Regions from separate parts of the Homo sapiens genome. Here region 1 is linked to region 2. Evidence: read pairs that join two places in POLR2A ChIA-PET (ENCODE). Cell type or tissue: Panc1. All regions are shown on one strand. Links, peaks and the distances in the headings refer to the core of each region. The heading gives the core; the rest is flanking DNA.

Region 1 (4,399 bases), core at 167-4,166, 240 kb after region 2:
CTAATTAATTAATTAAAATAAAATGTTAAGCTCTACACGAAGCCCTAGAAGTCATCTAGTCCAACTTCATCATGTACCAGATGGGCAGCCAAGGTCCAAAGTGCCATTCAGCTTTACACTAACAGGGCAGGGACAAGAACACTGGACTCCTCAAAGCCATCCAACTCCACCAGGAAATTTTCTTCACAAGTTTGGGTTAGCTAATCATAATCGGATTACCTACTAAAAGGTACAGAATGTGTAATGTGTTATCCACTACACCTCCCCACCTAAGAAATTATTGCGCTAGTTCACCAGGATAGGGTCAGCAAACTATGCCCTGCACCCAAATCCTACCCACTACCTGTTTTTGTACAACAGGGAATCTAAGAATGGTTTTTACATTTTTAAATAATTGTAACAAATTAAAATAATACTATTTTGTGACATATGAAAATTCAAATTTTTGTGTCCATAAATACAGTTGTATTGGAACACAGCTACTCTCATTTGTTTCTAAAACTGTCTATGGCTGCTCTCATACCACAACAGCAGAGCTGAAAATTTACAACAGGGACTTTATGGCCCATGAAGTCTAAACTATTTACCTCTAGCCCTTTACAGAAAATGTTTCTCGACCTTTGCACTAGGAGATAGCTAATGTGGCTTTAGTAAGTTTCACCTTCAAAAGAGCCAGGGTTGTCCCCACCAACTTGCAGTCACTCACATGCTATTTCCTCTTCTTTGATTACTGAAACTCCACAGCAAACTATTGTTTTTACCAGTCACCCAGAAAACGAAGATAAACGTTTCCACAGAGGAAATAATAACCTTCCTTTTCCAAGGTCCTCCTCTGCCTCACGTCCAGTGAAATTAAAAGCAATTCTTCATTCACAGGGGTTCTGTGTCATTTTCCCCAACAGAATTCAGAGGACAACATTAATTCACTTTTACAATGAAGGGCTCAGGCAGAAGAAAAGTAGCTAGTAGTGAGTTTATCCTAAGAAAAAAAGGAATGTTTAACATTTTCTGGAACGGAAAGCATTTTTGTTTTCCCTTGAGATGCTATTCTTTCTAACATCAAATGCAAACTGCCATTATATACTATACATCTTCTAAAAATTGAAAATCATAATATCCATACTTAAATTTTCAACTTTCCAGTTTTCCAATTACAAGCAAAGTACCAAATTCATACCTGCTCAGTGTTGCAAAATGATTTTAAAATGTAATGATGTTTTTGTTTGATTTTGTTTCATAGTATTTTCCTCTACCAATGTACAAAACACTCCCTTGTAACAAATAAACTAAGAAAATCGCATTCCCAGGGCCTTGGGAAATAACTTTAAGGGTGTCTCTGTTCACTTACATCATGAACCCAGCTCTTATGCTCCTAAAGTTACAAATGGCCACTCTTCGTTTTAATAGCAGATTTAAAGAAACCTAATGTTAGTTCAACACGGGTAAACAGTCTCTCACACAGTATAAATAAAGAATTCTTTGAGTTGTAAATAGTAGTTGCTCAAAGAAGTGGAAGGGTGGCTGAGGAAGACAGAGAAAAGATGCCTTCTCTCCTCTCTTTCTAGCAGGGCAGGCCAGGGAAAGGAGGCAGGACGCCAGAAGGCTGGAAGAGCTCAGCCATCCAGAAGGACAGCAGGGTTGCCAACTTCTGAAAGCAGCCACCATTCATTCACTGTTCACTCATTTGTCAAACATCAACTGAACACTCTCCTATTTATACAACATCCGGGGGACTCAAAAGAAGAAAACAGCCTGGACACTGCTGTTCATAAGAAGCCTTACTGTCCAGGCACAGTGGCTCACACCTGTAATCCCAACACTTTGGGAGGCCAAGGTGGGAGGATCGCTTGAAGTCAGGAGTTTGAGACCAGCTTGGGCAGTGAACCAAGACCCCATCTGTACAAAAAAAAAAAATTTTTTTTAAATTAGCTGGGCATGGTGGTTCATATGCCTGTGATCCCAGCTACTCAGGAGGCTGAGGTGGGAAGATAGATTGACCCCAGGAATTCAAGGCTGCAGTAAGCTATGATTGCACCACTGCTCCAGCCTGGGTGACAGCAAGACCTCATCTTTAAAAATAAGAATAATAGTAAAAGTTTTTAAAAACTTTTTTTTTAAAAAGAAGGCCACTAACATGCAGGTTAAGGCAAAATGTACGCAGAACCAAGAAAGCTGCGTAGCAAGACAATGACCCATGCCAGGGGTCAGCTAACTACAGCCTGCAGGCCAAGTCTAGCTGGCAGCTTGTTTCTGTGAATAAAGTTTTATTGGAATATGGCCACACTCACTTATCTATGTATTGTCTACAGATGCTTTCACATTACAATGGCACAGTTGAGTGGAAGCAACAGAGACCATGTGTCTGGCAAAGCCAAAAAACAATCTGGACTCTTTCAGAAAGTTTGCCTATCCCTGACATAGGCCAGAGAGGGATCAATCCAACTGGAGTAATCAGAGAAGACTATATGAAAGAACTGACATTTGATCTAAGTTTTGATTACTCAACGTTTCAAAAGGCAGAAATGGGAAAATCATATTGTGAGGGGCAGAATGGCCAAGGCGAGATGAGTCTGAGCAATGAAAGGACTGAATTTGAATGGGGTACAGGATATGAGGTGGGGAGTTGTGGCAAAGTGGCTAATGATACCTACCCAGACTACATGGTTTAACAGTTAATAACATAGCTCCAGAGTGTTTGCTAGCTTACTGGAAATGTCATTCCCCTTTTCTCTAGCTTCCTTCACATTTATGGCTAATTCCATAGCTCACAAATATGTTTGTTCACTGATTGATTACTGTGATCAATCAAAAGTTTGCATGTCAGTTTAATTTCAAAAACACTTCTATTTACATTATTGCCTAGACTTACATTTAATCCTCAATCACATCAGACATTACTATTCCTACTTGACAAATGATAAAAACTGGGCAACTCACCTCATGTCCCATATGGCGTCAGGGGCAAGAGACTGGCTTAGAACCCTGGATTCTCCAACCCATCTCATGACCCACCTTAGGAAGACACTCATATTGGAAAGGTTACCACCTGGACTGTATTCTAGACCAGAAATTCTGATAATCAAACACCAAATAATCAAACAGGAATGCTTTTTTGGGGCATATCCTTGCTATACCTGAACTGTGGCCTGATAGTAGCTCAAAATCCACATCAAAGACCAAGTTCGAGGTACATTCATTTTATACTTAATGAAATCTGGTCAATTCACATAATTTTGTTACAATGGGCATTGGGTAAACGTTCTCACAGATTAACTTAATCCATTATAGGAGGGGAAAAGAAAAAAAAAAAAACTCCACCTACCAGTATATACTTTGGCAGTTGGATCATCATTATTTTGCACTGGAAACCTAGAACCCTTAAGAGAAAGGTATCATTTGTAATTAATTTTCCTGTCCTTTGTACTTGTAAGTAAACAGGTGGTGTTCGGATGAGTCCCTTAAAAGCCCCTGTTGCCTGCCAATTAAGTAATAATATTTTCTTTTCAGGGAAGTGCCATAAAAGAGACTCTAACATCTTGGGTCACTGAGTACTTCCTATGCAGGAGGATATGAGGCTGCAACACTGAATTTTTCCACCAGCAGGATATTCAATGTGATGAGTAAATTAGCAATTAGCATGGAAAATAGGAGTTATTCTCAGCATTTGTCATATGAGAGATCAGAATTCCTGCACTCGTCACGTCTGTATAAATGGTTTCTTTAACCATGAACATCGTCTCCTCTTAACTCCCTCCCCATGTCACTCCACTCACAATCCACCTACACTGATACCTCAAAACATCTCTTCCTACACAATTTTTAATGTTTTATTCCTTTACCTGCTTGCTTTACACAAGCCTGTCTAGAGTCCTCTACAACTAAATTATTTCCATCATCGTTAACTTTAGAACACGGTTCCAATGCCAGTCTGAAAACCATTCTGAAATATCCAACAGCTCTTCTTCCAAAGTGCAGGTGGGTAGGCTGGCAGCAGAGCAGAGATGGCTTTTTATACTTTCAGGATCATAAGGGGAGAGACTACACTCTGCTAGTGTTTTGTCTTCCAGCATCCACCATCTCCTAGCCTTTCCCAACACCCACCTCTTAAAACCTGGGCAGTCTCAGAAGGCAAGACCAGGAAATGTAAAGGCACAGGACCAGACAGAATCATATATGAAAGCCTAACACAGCTTAGGGGACTGGCCTAGGAACTATGGCCAATTATCCTCTCTCTTGGCCTAATGAGATTATGTCATGAAGATGAGTACCACTCCCTACCATCAGTAATGAGAATGCAGAGGCAAGACCCAGGGACCAAGGAAAGGGTTAAAGACAAGCAGCAAGATGAAGGGTAAAAGCTTGCTGGTTCAGAAACATTATCTATCTGCCCCTGACATAC
Region 2 (4,399 bases), core at 300-4,299:
AAAGAGGATGAGAGAGTAGGATAAAGAAACAAAAAGACAGGAAGCCGTTAGCAATAGGGGCCACATAACTTGCAAACTGGAAAAAAAAAAGGGGGGGGGGGAGAAAAAAGAGAACTTTTAAGGATAATGAAACTAAACAACAACAACATGGTAGTGAATACTTTATTTTGTTGTAAACAAGTTAGTTTTGAGGGTATTTCCTCGTGGTCCTCCTGCCGTCACTCGTCCCCATGTTCCAATGATGCTGATCAACTGCTTTATTCAGTTTCCCATCTTTCTTCTTGCCCAGTCATCGTAGCCTTTCTTTTTTTAAACACATGATCCCTAGTACTCATCTTTGGAGGACAAAAGGCTTTCCATATGTTAGAAAAATTTGAATCTCATAGTACTCACAACAATGAGCAGCATTGTAAGTTGTGATGCATTCATTTGGATTGGAACATTCTCAATCAGTCCTTCCACTCTAAGTAAATATTTGTTTCTCACAGAACACAAGGCAGTTCAAAGGGCCTCTTGTTAGAGATTTATAGGTGTATGAATGGGAAACATCATACAAGCAGTGAAAACAAAAATCTTTCCAGGTTGTCGGATTTTCTCCTTCTTGGTCTTATAAAAAGCAACTAGACATCTTTAATTTAAAAAATACATGCACATATATACAATAGTGATTGGAATGTTATTTTTATCCAAAACATTATAGAGTTTATCTCAGATATACTGAGTACTGTCACTCAGTCTGTAAATTACCCCCAGAGGGTGGTTTGTTTCCTCATTCCTTAAAAAAAAACAAAAACAAATAAACAAACAAAAAAGAAGTTTACTAAATTTAAACACTGACATCCTGTGAAGATGCCAGTCTTTACAGGCGTTTGTAAAAGTAGACTGTGGGGAGTATGTTACACTAATACAAAGTTTTACAAATGAATACAAGTGAAATATATAAATTACAATGAAATAGAGGAAGATTGTGGCTCTGTCCTGGGTTGGTTCTTTTAGCAGTCATATTGCTGTAGAGAAAATAAAATACCATTAGGCTATAATCAGGATAAATAATGATGACATTTTAGTCCTTTAAGTTCCTATTTTAAGCAAACATAAACAGACTGATCTTAGCTTCAGCAAAGCTTAGGCCAACCATACTTAGGGCTTGGACAATGCTCACAAAATGTTTCCTAAACAAACCCAGATCCCTTGTCTTCCATGAGTAAAGGCTGCAGAAAGGGCCCATAGAAACTGCAGGATACTGATATTGGGTTGCTTTGAGTGCATTTGTGTGGGGTTTTAATCTTAGGGATTTAAAAGATAATGCCATGGAAGTTTCACACTGGTATGAGCTCAATGTGGGTAACCTTTCAAATTAAATGCTACCGAGTTATGGACCTGACTCTTCTACATGAAAAGACCTGCCCTTTGAAAGTGTCTTTTGTCTTATAAACAAAGGTAACAGATCTTCCCTGTAGTATCTGGGAAGAAGCCATCCCTACAGTGACTCAGCTGGGAAACCTGGTGTATTTACTACCCCAAATCAGAGGAGAGTATCATTCCCTGCCAAATCACTTCAGCCATTTTGGTCATTGGCTCTTTATGCCTGTCCCCAAAACGTACTAAGTGAGTACATTTAGTACAAGTAATCACTTACTTTGAACTCTGCCTTGTATGAAATTCAAGGCTAAAGGTAAGCTGCATGACAGCAATCCCTAGAGGATACTTCTCTGCCCTTCCCCAACCGTACTGCTTGAAAGAAGCTCCATATTGAAGGTTTCCCATTCCCTTATTTTCTTGGAAATTTGCCAAAGAAATTATTAATCTTGCTATACTTGCCTGATAAGGAAAACTAGATTTTCATTTTAACCTTCCCCCAAAATTACAGAAAGTTTCCTTTTATTTTCAGCAAAGTTTTTCATGGTAGCAATGGGCTTTCAGTTTTCATTAGGTTTTTGTCTTATTTTTAAAAGAAAGTTAACAGATCTGGCACCAGAGGAGTAAATGGTTTGAAAAATATAAGACATAAAATAACCCTCTCAAAGATAGGATCAAAGCTGGACTTTCATTAATTCAATAATATATATATTTTAGGAGGATATAGAAACAAGAACTTTCACTGCTACAAACAAATGCATTTTTTTCTCCTAAATCATATCCCCAGGAAACAAGTGCTTCCTGGTTTTCTTTCACAACGAAAGGCTTTTCATGAGCTGCTGTTCAAAGATTGCTAGTGATTCTCCATACTTACTGCTTAGGCATTTTTATGACTCCTTATTAGGAAGGAATTGCAGAAAATCCAACCAAACAGCAAGTGTGGAATACAGGTTAAAAGTAGGAGCTTTTGCACAGAGCGACTCAAGGTTTGAAGCCTGTTATTTCCTGAGTAGGTGATCTTAAGCCTATTGCTTAATATTTGAGTCATATGGGTTTAGCATAGTGCCTGATGCATTGAATGGTTGGCTATTACTTATGTATACTAGTTGGGAATATAACAGCAAACAAAGAGCAGACATCACTTTTTTTTCTGTCTCTGCAGCGAGAGCAGAGGCAGTGAATTAGATCCTGAAGGGAGCGCTGTGTCTATGGGCAGCATGTTCTTGTGTACATAGAGCCAACTGCAAAGAACTAAGACAATCCTGTGACTGTGAGACTCGAGGAAGCTTGTTACTGACAGCTAAAGTGAATGCTATAATTGTGTTGCTACAAAGATGATATCAGAATAAATGCTGGTAGGTCGAGCATGTTTGGTTTTGCCTTTTTCTTTATGATGAAAACAATGGTATATTAACACCAGGGCCAGACTACGACATTTTCATGCAGGTTCTTACCTGTTGGTGAGAGCAGCAAAAGCCACATATGCCTCCAAGCACTCCATTTATTACTTGAATAAGACACAAGATGAATTCAATTCCACCAAGAGCCAAGAGGATAGAAAACAGAGATACATTCCATTCCACAATGTGCTTGGGTTCAGTGCACTCGGACCATGTGGAGGTATCCAGAAGGTACCTGTGGGTAAAAAGAGAAACTTCTGACACACGGTCATACTTGAGGGGATACTTCATAAACTACTTTTGTTTGGTGGTTTTTCATTCAGAAAAAAGGAATGAATTATTCAATATCCTGTGTAAGTTTCTTCCACTGCATGTCATTCCACAAAATGGAGGAATTTAGCCCAGATCCTACTGTAATGATAAACATAAAATTATAATTTATAATTTTTGACCCCAATCTAGGATTACATGGTCAGAAATTCTCACCTTATAATGATATTTATATTCCCTAACAGGCATCTGAATTCTTATAAACAAAAATAAAAATGCAGAACTGTATTTGTGCTGTGTTTAAAGCTAGGTAAGATTCATGTATGTGTAGGAAGTAAACTACGAGCAAATGCGGAAAAATGAAAATAATTCATGTGCTAAAGTAGAGTATGTGTAGGTGTTTTTTAAAACTGTTTTCCAATTTTATTGTTGTTATTGGTATAAAAGATGGGTATTTGTATTCAATATTGAGTGAATATTTAGAAAATACAATCTCTTTAGGCTAGTTTTTTTTTTGAACTTTAAAATATTAATTTAGATCATTTTATTACATCTCAATTTGTTACTGCTGAAAATTATCCAAATTCTGGCAAGTTTGGATATTTAATATGCTGGAATTTTTCAACTGAGACCTTTGGAACAAAGCTATTTTTTGTTTTTAAGGAATAAATTAATTTGCAACAGGAAGCAAATTCATGGGATTAAACCCAACTAATTTGATAGCTCTTTACTTTTTTCTGAGACGGAGTCTGACTCTGTTGCCCAGGCTGGAGTGCAATGGCGCAATCTTGGCTCATTGCAACCTCTACGTCCCAGGTTCAAGCCATTCTCCTGCCTCAGCCTCCCAAAGTGCTGGGATTACAGGCGTGAACCACCACGCCCGGCTGATAGCTCTTCACTTTCATGATGCTGTGCCCAAGAGTTGATAATAGCATGTAGCACACTGCATTTGCTCATTCAACAAAGATTATTGAGCAGTCAGTGTGAGTCTGACACTGAGCCAGAGCTGGGGATATAATGGAGCACAGGGCACGGGCTCTGTCCTGAAAGAGCATAGCTTCTAAAGGAAGAGACAAGTCACAAGTAATCTCAATGCAACAGATATGCTGATCGGTAAACAAAATATGGAAGAGCCACAGAGGAAGGGCATCTAACCTAGTCCAGGGAGAACAGCTGCTTATGTATCTATTCAATAAGGCTGAGCTCCATGAAGGTAGGAGCCAGACCTATTCATCATTGTATATCCAGCCGCTAGAACAGTATCTGACACACAATAGCCACTCAGCACATTTTAAAAGCAGTTGAATGATAAATAACAATATGAAGTTGCTTTGTGAAATGTCAGCAAACCATACTGAGGTGATATCTGA

What was found. ChIA-PET counts read pairs that join two places held together with the same protein. Peaks named below come from ENCODE experiments on the same cell type or tissue, not always from the same donor. Only the 100,000 strongest peaks of a DNase experiment are listed, where the experiment ranks them.
Region 1: POLR2A ChIA-PET joins it to region 2 with 5 read pairs; 1 of 35 experiments calls an interaction of 5 or more read pairs at or near these places.

What each region holds. Positions count from the first base shown.
Region 1 is chr3:149,609,078-149,613,476 of GRCh38, forward strand. All of the region lies in intron 2 of WWTR1 (WW domain containing transcription regulator 1), which reads right to left. Among named protein-coding and RNA genes, the nearest start is that of WWTR1-IT1, 41 kb to the right of the region's middle. In Panc1, for the core only: no CTCF peak of the experiment used is centred there; no DNase peak of the experiment used is centred there; H3K27ac peaks cover 4,000 bases.
Region 2 is chr3:149,368,874-149,373,272 of GRCh38, forward strand. TM4SF1 (transmembrane 4 L six family member 1) reads right to left here. Exons shown (of 5, transcript NM_014220.3): 4 at 2,814-2,994; 5 at 149-1,007. The coding sequence ends at 993. Among named protein-coding and RNA genes, the nearest start is that of TM4SF1, 6.6 kb to the right of the region's middle. In Panc1, for the core only: CTCF peaks have their summits at 2,589 and 2,791; DNase peaks (open chromatin) are centred at 1,674, 1,886 and 2,152; H3K4me3 peaks cover 3,217 bases; H3K27ac peaks cover 4,000 bases.